2 separate regions of the Homo sapiens genome follow, and region 2 is linked to region 1. Evidence: read pairs that join two places in POLR2A ChIA-PET (ENCODE). Cell type or tissue: A673. All regions are shown on one strand. Links, peaks and the distances in the headings refer to the core of each region. The heading gives the core; the rest is flanking DNA.

Evidence for each region. ChIA-PET counts read pairs that join two places held together with the same protein. Peaks named below come from ENCODE experiments on the same cell type or tissue, not always from the same donor. Only the 100,000 strongest peaks of a DNase experiment are listed, where the experiment ranks them.
Region 2: POLR2A ChIA-PET joins it to region 1 with 15 read pairs; 2 of 35 experiments call an interaction of 5 or more read pairs at or near these places.

The regions. Positions count from the first base shown.
Region 1 is chr16:57,369,379-57,373,760 of GRCh38, reverse strand. CX3CL1 (C-X3-C motif chemokine ligand 1) reads right to left here and starts at 1,271. Exons shown (of 3, transcript NM_002996.6): 1 at 1,123-1,271. The coding sequence starts at 1,192. In A673, for the core only: no CTCF peak of the experiment used is centred there; a DNase peak (open chromatin) is centred at 1,340.
Region 2 is chr16:57,852,982-57,860,269 of GRCh38, reverse strand. It overlaps a transcript of KIFC3 not described here. Among named protein-coding and RNA genes, the nearest start is that of KIFC3, 54 kb to the right of the region's middle. In A673, for the core only: no CTCF peak of the experiment used is centred there; no DNase peak of the experiment used is centred there; H3K27ac peaks cover 526 bases.

The DNA of each region.
Region 1 (4,382 bases), core at 1-2,500:
TGACTCCCTGCTTTCCAGATCTCACTGTCCGCAGACACCTCAGGCTTCAGGGCCCCAGCCCAGACAGCAGGAAGCCAGCAGGAATTTGCCTCCACCACTCTCACGTGCCCACCCACCCACACACCTGCTCCCTGCCCCAGGGTGAGTTTGCTCCATGGAAATATCTGGACAGTGGGGACTACTTCTCATTCTCCCAGACTTGCTGTGTGCCCACCTTCTCTGAAGGTCACCCTGCCAGATGGTGGGGGCACTCCCTGAGGAGGGGGCTGGCTAGCGGTTCATGGAGGTGATGTGGCCCACAGAGGTGGTGAGTGTGCATCTGTGCTCTCTCCTGCATTCAGTCCCATGTGTCTTACCTTCTCCTGCCCTACTTGCTGGCTGTGCATTGTCAGGCCAGTTTCTAAACCTCTCTGGGCCTCCATCTTATCCATATCAGGTAGGATGGTTAATTATGTACCCCTACCAGGTCCTGGGCTTCAGTAAGCAAGTGACTAGAGGCAAAAGCATTTTCTACACTGTGCTTGGAGGAGGAAGACAGCATGACGGGTAGACACAGGCAGAGCAACTGGGGCTATAGACTAGCACAGCAGTGGCAAGCCCCAACCATGAGCTGCAGTGACCTTGACCTTCACTGGTCCTGGGCCCCCTAATCCTGGGGGCTTTGAAAACAGGACAGGAGAAAGTCCCAACTGTGGCCTGGCCCAGGGCCAGGGCTGCGGGTTACACATTAACGCTTGATGGAAAGAGCCAGCCACTGTCAGCCAGGGCCTCCCACCCCAGTGCCCAGCAGGAGCTTCTGCAGGCTCTCTCCACCCCCGCCCTCCTGGCACACCCACACCTGGCTCCCTTATGCCACCCACACCACCTCTCTGTGCTTCCAGGCACAGCCACTTTGCTCGCTGGGCCAGGCAGGGCGGTCGCTGGCAACTGGAAATCTGTCCAGCGCTGCATCTGGGGGAAGCGAGGTGCCCAGCCCCCTCTCGCACATCCCTGGGGAAGCGGCTGCCACCGGCCTTGAGCTTTACCCAGGCAGGGTCTGGGGCCCCTGATGTCAGGCTTGAGGGATAGACAAGGGGCTGGGGGCTCCCTACCCTGTTTGTGCCCAAGTCAAGCCCCACTTACCAGCCAGCAGGACAGTCAGATGGCAGAAGGTGGCCAAGCGGAGCAGCCACGACAGAGATATCGGAGCCATGGCTGAGGGTGGGCAAGAGTCCCGGCGGGGGCCAGGCAGGCGGCTAGAGCCAGGCGGCAGAGCTCAGTGCTGTCCCCTTGCCGCCGCCAGAGATCTGTGGCTTTTTATAATGGGGTTGGCTGCCTCCGCCTCCAGCCCCCGCAGGCAGGAGGGTGGGAGGGGAGAGGAAGGGAGCCAGTGTGCAGCCGCTGGATTCCTCAGGATGTTGCCAAGGAACCAAGCCGGCTTTGTGTCCCTGGGCTTCTCACCATCCTAGGCTTGTCATACTGGGACCTTCCCCGGGAGGCTGGACTGGGCCTGCCTGGGTACAAAGGCCTCCTCTCCTGCCACAAGCTGGGAACATGCCCTAGGATCTGGCCTGGGGCCCTTGATCCTAAGTGGGCAACACACAAAAGGCCAGCAGGCCGTGGAATAGAGAGCGGGGCGCCAAGGGGCCGGGAGAGACTCAGGGCCCCTCCATCCTGGGTCTGACAAGCTCTTCTTTGATCCAGAGAATGCCTCGCCCACATCAGGATGGACCCCTAAATTTCCCCTCTTAGAATCCCAAGCTCCTGGGGGACCTTGTTGATCTATGCATCTCCAGAGCCCAGCAGGGAGCCTGAAGTCAGCAGGGGCTTGGTGCAGGGTCTGCTGAAAGAAGGATTGAGTCCAACTTCATATGGATAGATGGGGAAACTGAGGCCCGGAGCCACCCCAGGTTATCCACAGCATCAGAGTGGAGAACTCCCCTCCCACCACCATGATGAGCAGAATGTGGACAGCTCAGGACCCAGGAGAGAGCCCTGGCCTCCCTGCCTCCACCTCCCGGTCTCCCGCTCCCTGCTTTGCACCCACTCCCACCTCTGCTCTGGCCCCTGTTAGCCCAAAGAACAAGGTGGCTGCCAACCCATCCCCGATAACTCTGTGGCTCTTGGCTCCTCAACTCTGTAGCCGTGGCTTGGATAAGGCTTGCCTCTCGTGGGGCCTGAGTTCTCTATCTGCCCAAAGAGAGCATTGGGCTAGTGCAATGGGGAGAGGGCTTCCCAGCACCGGCCCTCCAACAGGCTCTCACCGAAGGGTGCAGAGGCTTGCCAGCCTTGGGAGCACATTAGAACACAGTCTGCCTTCATGGCAGCCTTCCCTAAAGGCAGTGGCAACAATCCCTGAGACTCCAGAAGAGTCAGCAGCTCTGCCTTGGTATAGGACTGAGCTGTACTGGTGTCTCCAGGCTGCCAATCTGAGGGAAACCAGTTGTGGAGCCAGCATCCCACGCTATGAGCCAGTTGGGCTGGGCAGAGGGGCCACAGATCCCAAGGCCAGGGACCTCTCTCTCCTCAACCACCCCCCCCCGCCCCCCCACCCAACCCAATGGGCTGCCTGGTGCATGGGGTTAGGGGTTAGGAGGCTAGATACTTCTTGAAGTAGCGGAACACCCTTGGCAGGAGCCAAGGTCCACTCATGCTCAGAGAATCTGTCCTGGCCTGTGCACATGGGAAGCTAGTAGCCTTCTCATTCCCAATGTCCAATCCCTCTTTTTATAACTGGTGAAACTGAGGCCCAGAGAGGGACAAGGAGGGATAAAAACTGAGGTCGTGTTCTTTCTGCTCTGTTCATGTAAGAACAGAGGAGGAGGCCGAGTGCGATGGCTCACGCCTGTAATCCCAGCACTTTGGGAGGCTGAGGTGGGTGGATCACCTGAGGTCAGGAGTTCGAGGCCAGCCTGGCCAACACGGTGAAACCTCGTCTCTACTAAAAATACAAAAATTAGCTGGGTGTGGTGCACACCTGTAATCCCAGCTACTTGGGAGGCTGAGGCAGGAGAATCGCTTGAACCTGGGAGGCAGAGGGTTGCAGTGAGCCAAGATCACGCCACTGCACTCTAGCCTGGGTGACAGAGTGAGACTCTGTCTAAAAAAAAAAAAAAAAAAAGACATTTTCTTAGGTTCACCAGCCAGGAAATGAGGGATCCTGGATTCGTCCCAGCCAGCTGGCTCTGAGGTCTGAGCTCAAGACCAGTAGGGTCCACCACCTGCCTCCACCCTCACTGCGAGGACCAATGTGAAGACTAAGTGAGTTTATGTCCATAGGGTACGGGACAGAGCCTGGCATAAAATAGAAGCGAAAATGCAAAGCACGGCTCTGCTTTTCCTCATTTGACCCTTTGGACACCCTCTACCCTCCCCAGGTCCAGCTTCTACTCCCATAAAATGGGAATGATCACCCCCATCTATCTCATTAGGATGTTAAGAACTGAATTTAGATTTAATTTGGACACAATAACCAGGCTTTCAGGCTAGCCAGACCCAAGGCTAAACAGGACTCCAGGCCGGATGTGGTGGCTCACACCTGTAATCCCAGCACTTTGGGAGGCCGAGGCAGGAGGCAGAGGCAGATTCCCGGGAATCTGAGACCAGCCTGGCAAAACCCCCTCTCTACAAACATGGTGAAACCCCCTCCCTACAAAAAATATACGAAAATTAGTGTGGTGGCCTGTGCCTGCAGTCCCAGCTGCTCAGGAGGCTAAAGTGGAAGGATCAAGTGAGCCTGGGGAGGTTGAGGCTGCATTGAGCCATGATCATGCCACTGCACTCCAGCTTGGGCACAGAGTGGGACCCTATCTGAAAAAAAATAAATAAATACATCAGCAGGACTCCACCACGGATAAGGGGTGTTCCCTTGGGCAAGTGACTTAACCTCTCTCTGCATTTCAGCTTCCCTATATGTAAAATGGGATGCAAACAGCCACCTCATCAAGCCACCACGACAGTGAATAAAACTAAGGACTTTCACAGTGCCTGGCACGCAGGAGGCATTAGTATCTGTTATTGAGCCCGGTGTGTGCCAGGCAATGTGGTGGGATGGGGGACACAAAGGCAAGTGAGCTGAAGTCCTTGCCCCCAGGAGCTGTAGCTCAGTAGGAGAGAGAAGTTGCCAGCCCTACCAGAGGGCTAGAGGCTGTGGGCTCGGGCAGGAAGGGAGAACTGCATGCTTGTTGGGGAAACAAGAAAGGTGGGTGAGAGAGATGATCTTTCCATCTGAAGATGGGCAGAATTTTGCTTTGTCTCTTTAAAATTTCTGTTTTGGAAAATATTCAACAATACAAAAGAAAGAATCGTACAAAGACTTTCAAATCTCCACCAATGGCTGGGCGCAGTGGCTCACGCCTATAATCCCAGCACTTTGGGAGGCCGAGGTGGGTGGATCACCAGAG
Region 2 (7,288 bases), core at 2,290-4,789, 480 kb before region 1:
GTTGGTCAGGCTGGTCTTGAACTCCTGACTTCAGGTTATCCACCTGCTTCGGCCTCCCGAAGTGCTGGGATTACAGGCGTGAGCCAGAGCCCCAGTTTGATTTTCTAAATTGTACTCTGCCTTTATAGAATTTCCTAGGGAGGAATTAAGGGAGCTTCACCTGCCCCACTTGTTTTTATTTTATTTTATTTTATTTTATTTTATTTTATTTTATTTTATTTTATTTTATTTTATTTTATTTTATTTTTGAGACAGAGTCTCACTCTGTTGCCCAGGCTGGAGTGCAGTGGCACGATCTCAACTCTCTGTAACCTCTGCCTCCTGGGTTCAAGCCATCTTTCCTCCTCAGCCTCCTGAATAGCTGGGACTACAGGCATGCGCCACCACACCTGGCTAATTTTTGTATTTTTAGTAGAGACAAGGTTTCACCATGTTGGCCAGGCTGGTCTCAAACTCCTGCCCTCAAGTGGTCTGCCCGCCTCAGCCTCCCGAAGTGCTGGGATTACAAGTGAGTCACTGCACCCTGCCTTGATTTTATTTTAAATGTTTGTGGGGAATGTGGGGATGAAACTAACAGTTCCCTTTGTAGTGACCTACACAGTTGCCCTCCCACTGTAACTGGTGTATGACTTCGGCGGGTGTGGGAGGAGTGTTGCTTGTGGGAAATTTCTAAGGCTGATGTAGACAACATAATCTTAGGGTCTGTAGCAGCTCAGCAGGAATGAATGAGCCCCCTGCTGGAGTTTCTGAGAGCTTCGTGAAAACAGCTATAATTAGTATCTCCTTAGTGAGACTCTTTTGACGCTTTAACTAAAGTCATTCATTCCATTTTAACTGCATGAAGCAAGTGCTGGAGGAAGGAGGGTGAGGAACGTAGCCTTATCTTAAGTCTAGAAGTGGAAGCAGACAAAATACTCAAGCTGAGAATATAGATTAGTAAACTCCTTATTTTTGGTGTGTGTCTTTAGCGTAGACATTTCTGGAAAGGCTTGTGTCTCCTCTTTGTGATCAGGCACAATATTATCTTTGCTGCCCATCACAGTATAAAGTTGTAGAGTAGTAATGGCTTCAAGGAAATCTCTAATCCTCCAGAATAGAAACTGTTCAAATACTTTCTGAAATAAAGAGGTGGATATGGTCCTATGTATTATATTAAGATAAGAACAAGGTAAAGTAAAAGTGTCTGTTTGCCTTTTTTGTTATAAAACCAAAGAATACGTCACAGAATATTTTTCCATGCATTTGTCTGTCTTCATATACATAGCAATTAAATTTGTTTTGTGAATTCAATTATGTATTTTCTTTTCTTTTTTTTATTTTTTGAGACAGTCTTGCTCTGTTGCCCAGGTTGGAAAGCAGTGGTGTGATCTCAGCTCACTGCGGCATTGATTTCCCCAGTTCAAGCTATTCTCGTGCCTCAGCCTCCGGAGTAGCTGAGATTACAGGCACGTGCCACCACGCTCAGCTAATCTTTTTTGTACTTTTAGTAGAAACAGTGTTTTACCGTGTTGGCCAGGCTGGTCTTGACCTCCTGACCTCAAGTGATCCGTCCACCTCAGCCTCCCAAAGTGCTGGGATGACAGGTGTGAGCCACTGCACCCGGCCTCAATTATGTAAATTTAAATTTGTTAAGGGAGGGGATGGTTAAAAAAAAAGCTATGTTTGTGAATTGGTGAGATATAGAAAGTTAATGACATGCAATTATACACCTGGAGCAGAACTCCAGAGAAAGACAATGCTGGCTGTCATGATGTGCACTGACTGTCATGAGGTGCACTTTAATTTTCTATAAATGGTTCACGGACCTTATATTGGATATCTTTCTGCTATTACTGAAATGAGACAGGAAGGAAAAATCAAAACAAAACAAAAAGCAAAAATAAAACAAAAAACTAAAATTGGCTTCAGCTATTTCTGTGTTCCGGGGAAGGGAAGGCTTCTTCTCCTAGGGGCGAAGTGCTCTGCGCCCGGGAAGACATATAATGGACATTTGGATTGCAATGAGGCTCTGAGACTAAAAGAAGCTAAATTTCTTTGCTCATTCAGTATCAGGAAAGCTAAAAAAAGAAAGCTATTGCAGCACTATTCATAGTAGCAAAGACTTGGAAACAACCCAAATGCCCATCAATGATAGACTGGATAAAGAAAATGTGGGGCCAGGCGCGGTGGCTCACGCCTGTAATCCCAGCACTTTTGGAGGCCGAGGCAGGTGGATCACAAGGTCAGGAGATCGAGACCAGCCTGGCCAACGTGGTGAAACTCCATCTCTACTAAAAATACAAAAATTAGTCGGGTGGGGTGGCATGTGCCAGCTACTCGGGAGGCTGAGGCAGGAGAATCACTTGAACCCAGGAGGCGGAAGTTGCAGTGAGCCGAGATCGTGCCACTGCACTCCAGCCTGGGCGACAGAGAGAGACTCTGTCTCAAAAAAAAAAAAAAAAAAAAAAGAAAGAAAGAAAGAAAGAAAAGAAATAAAAAAAAAAAGAAAAAGAAAATGTGGCACATATACACCATGGAATACTATGTAGCCATAAAAAAGGATGAATTCATGTCCTTTGCAGGGACATGGATGAAGCTGGAAACCATCATTCTCAGCAAACTAACACAGGAACAGAAAACCAAACACTGAACATACTCACTCATAAGTGGGAGTTGAACAATGAGAACACATAGACACAGGGAGGGGAACGTCACACACTGGGGCATGTTAGGGGGTGGGAGGCTAGAGGAGGGATAGCATTAGGAGAAATACCTAATGGAGATGACGGGTTGATGGGTACAGCAAACCACCATGACACGTGTATACCTATGTAACAAACCTGCATGTTCTGCACATGTATCCCAGAATTTAAAGTATAATTAAAAAAAAAAAAAGAAAGGTTTTAGGGGGTTCTGGGAGACTTACGAAAGTCAGAAATGGGCTAAGAGTCTCAGGAGGCCAAGCTGAAGTCAGGGGCCCTGGAACAAGATTTGGAAACAGGCTGTGCTAAGGAAGAAGAAGCCAGTATCTAAGGTATGGCGATTCCTGACCTTCACGTTTACTCTTTCCTGAGAATGTTGGCAGAAACCAGAAGAATATATCCTTCTCTGAAGATCCTTGGAAGACACACAGCACACAGGGAGAGTGGGCCTGTGCTGCTCTGCCTTGGAATTAAAGCACTGCTGTATCTTTTGCAGGTGGATTTTGTGGTATGTGGTCAGTTGTAGGCATTACTAATAAATAGCAATCCATCAGATTCATTGGTATCGGGGTAATGCTGGGCTCACACAATTAGTTAGGAAGTGTTCTACTGGTGTTATATCTTCTTGAAATGTTTGGTAGAATTCACCAGTAAAACCATCTGGACCTAAGTTTTCTTTTCTGGAAGGATTTTAGCTATGAATTCAATTTCTTCTAACGGATATAGGACTATTTAGTCTGTCTATTTCTTCTTGGGTGGGTTTGGTAGTTTGTGGCTTTAAGGAATTGGTCCATTTCATCTAAATTGTCAAACTTATGTGCACAGAGTTGTTTGTAATATTTCCTTATTATCCTTTTAACATCTGTGAGGTCTTTATTATATACACACTTTCCTTCTGATATTGATAATTTCTGTCTTCCCTCTTTTTCTTTGTCAGTCTAGCTAGCAGTTTTAATTGATTGTTTCAAAGAACCAGCTTTTGGGTTTATTGGTTTTTCTCTATTCTTTTTACACTTTTCTTTTCTTTCTTTCTTTTTTTCTTTCTTCTTTCTTTTTCTTTCTTTTTTCCCTCCCTTCCTTCCTCCCTCCCTCCCTCCCTCCCTTCTTTCCTTCCTTCCTTCCTTTCTTTTTTTAGACACGGTCTCTGTCACCCAGGCTGGAATGCACTGCAACTTCCACCTCCCAGCTCAAGCGATCATCACACCTCACCCTCCTGAATAGCTGGGACCTCAGGGGTGTGCTGCCATGCCAGCTAATTTTTGTATTTTTTGGTAGAGCCAGGGTTTCACCATATTGCCTAGGGTGGTCTCAAACTCCTGAGCTGAAGCAATTCATCCATTCTGGCTTCCCAAAGTGCTGGGATTACAGGCATGAGCCACTGTGCCCAGCCTTTTTTTTTCTTTTTTTTTAAATTTAAATTTTAGTTATATACAGACAGGGTCTTGCTATGTTGCCCAGGCTGGTCTCAAATGCCTGGGCTCAAGTGATCCTCCCACCTCCACTTCCCAAAGTGCTGGGATTACTGGTGTGAGCCCCCTGCGTCCAGCCTTATTTCCATTACCATTTATTAATTTCTGCTCTTAATGTTTTGTTTTTTGTTGTTATTGTTAGTTTGTTTTTGTTTTTGGTTTTTTTTTTTTTTTGAGATGGAGTCTCACTCTGTCACCCAGGCTGGAGTGCAGTGGCATGATCTTGGCTCACTACAACCTCTGCCTCCCAGGTTCAAGCGATTCTTCTGCCTCAGCCTCCCTAGTAGCTGGGACTATAGGTGTGTGCCACCACGCTGAGCTAATTTTTGTATTTTTAGTAGAGACATGGTTTTGCCATGTTGGCCAGGCTGGTCTCGAACTCCTGACCTCAAGTGATCCACCTGCCTTGGTCTCCCACAGGGCTGAGATTACGGGCCTGAGCCACCACACCTGGCCAAGTTCTGCTCTTAATGTTATTATTTCTTTGCTTCTGCTTGCTTTGAATTTATTTTGTTCTTATGATAGTTTCTTAGGTTGGAAGCTTAGCTTTTTTTTCTCTGCTAAGATAAGCATTTGATGTTATAAATTTTCCACTAAGTACTTTTTACCTGAATCTCACAAATTTTTATATGTTGTACTTTTGCTTTCATTCAGTTTAAATATTTCCCAATTTCTATCCAAACTTTCACCTTTTTGGCTGGGTGCGGTGGCTCATGCCTGTAATTCCAACATTTTGAGAGGCCAAGGCGGGTAGATCACATGAGGCCCAGTGTTTGAGACCAGCCTGGCCAATATGGTGAAATCCTATTTCTATTAAAAATACAAAAATTAGCTGGGCGTGGTGGGGCACGCCTGTAATCCCAGCTACTTGGGAGGCTGAGGCATGAGAATCACTTGAACCTGGGAGGCGAAGGTTTCAGTGAGCCAAGATGACACCATTGCACTCCAGCCTGGGCAACAAAGCAAGACCATGTCTAAAAAAAAAAAAAAAAAAAAAAAAGAAAGAAATGGGGAGGGGGAACCCCTTTCACCTTTTTTATTTTGTTTTTAATTTTTATTCTTTGTAGAGATGGCATCTTGCTATGTTGCCCAGGCTCATCTCAAACTCCAAGCCTCAAATGATTCTCCCGCCTTGACTTCCCAAAGTGCTGGGATTACGGGTGTCAGCCACTGTGCCCAGCCAAAACTTCCACTTTGATTCATGGATTATTTAGAAGTGTGTTGTGTAACTTTCAAGCACTTGGAGATTTTCCAGATATTTTTCTATTGATTTCTAGTTTAATTCCTTTGTGGTCAGGGAATAACTTTATATGATTTAATTTCTTTTAAATTTGTTGAGATTTGGTTTATGACCCAGGGCACTTGAAAAGAATATATTCTGTTGTTCTTGGGTAGAGTATTCCAGGAATGTCAGTTAGATCCAGTTGGTTGATGGTGTTGCTCACGTTTCTATCTGTGGTAATTTTCTTTCTTTCTTTTTTTTTTTTTTTCTGAGACGGAGTCTTGCTCTGTCACCCAGGCTGGAGTGGAGTGGCGCGATCTCAACTCACTGCAACCTCCACCTCCCAGGTTCAAGCAATTCTCCTGCCTCAGCCTCCCAAGTAGCTGGAACTACAGGTGCATGCCACCATGGCTGGCTAATTTTTGTATTTTTAGTAGAGACAGGGTTTTGCCATGTTGGGCAGGCTGGTCTCGAACTCCTGACCTGAAGTGATTTGCCCGCCTTGGCCTCCCAAAGTGCTGGGATTATAGGCAAAAGCCACCGCACCTGGCCCCATCTTTATACTTTTAACATACCTATATCATTATATATAAAGTGGGTTTTCTTTTAGACATCACGTAGTTGAGTTTTTTCAAAAATTCAATTTAACAATTTCCAGCTGGGCATGGTGGCTCACACCTGTAATCCCAGCACTTTGGGAGGGTGAGGCAGGTGAATCGCTTGAACTCAAGAGTTTGAGACCAGCCTGAGCAACATGGTGAAACCCCATTTCTAGCAAAAATACAAAAATTAGCTGGGTGTGATGGTGTGCACCTGTGGTCTCAGCTCCTCAGGAGGCTGAGGTGGCAGAATTGCTGGAGCCTGGGAAGTCGAGGCTACATTGAGCCATGATCACACCACTGCACTCCAGCCTGGGTGGCAGAACGAGACCCAGTCTCAAAAAATAATAATCAAATAAAAATTAAGGCCAGGTGCAGTGGCTCACACCTATAATCCCAACACTTTGGGAGGCCGAGGAGGGTGGATCACTTCAGGTCAGGAGTTCGAGACCAGCCTGGACAACAGGGTGAAACCCCATCTCTACTAAAAATACAAAAAATTATCCGGGTATGGTGGCGCACGCCTGTAATCCCAGCTACTCAGGAGGCTGAGACAGGAGAATTGCTTGAACCTGGGAGGTGGAGGTTGCAGTGAGCGGAGATTGTGCCATTGCACTCCAACCAGGGTGACAGAGCGAGACTTTGTCTCAAAAATAAATAAATAAGCAAAATTAAAAACTAAAATTAAAATTAAAAAATTCTTTTAGTTGGTGTATTTAGACTATTTACACTTAATGTGATTATTAATATGCTCGAATTTGGGTTCACCAATGAATTGTTTTCTGTTTGTTCCCTCTATGTTTTGTTTCTGTTTGCCCTTTCTTATCCTCTCTTAGATAATTTGAATACTATTTTATTTTATTTTATTTTATTTTATTTTGAGATGGAGTCTTGTTCTGTCACCCAGGCTGGAGTGCAGTGGCACAGTCTCAGCTCACTGCAACCTCTGCCTCTTGGGTTCAAGTGATTCTCCTGCCCCAGCCGTCCAGGTAGCTGGGACTACAGGCATGTACCACCATGCCCAGCTAATATTTGTATTTTTAGTAGTGACAGGGTTTCACCATGTTGGCCAGGCTGGTCTCAAAATCCTGACCTCAGGTGATCCGCCCACCTCATCTTCCCAAAGTGCTGGGATTACAGGAGTGAGCCACCGCGCCCGGGCAGATTATTTGAATACTTTTAGTATACCATTTTAATTTATCTATTGGGTTTTGATTATATTTCTTATTTTAAAATTGTTTTAACATTTTTTCCTTGTCTTCAGGATTTTCTAGGTATATATTTCTTTCTATAGTGCTTCTGTACAAAGAAATATAC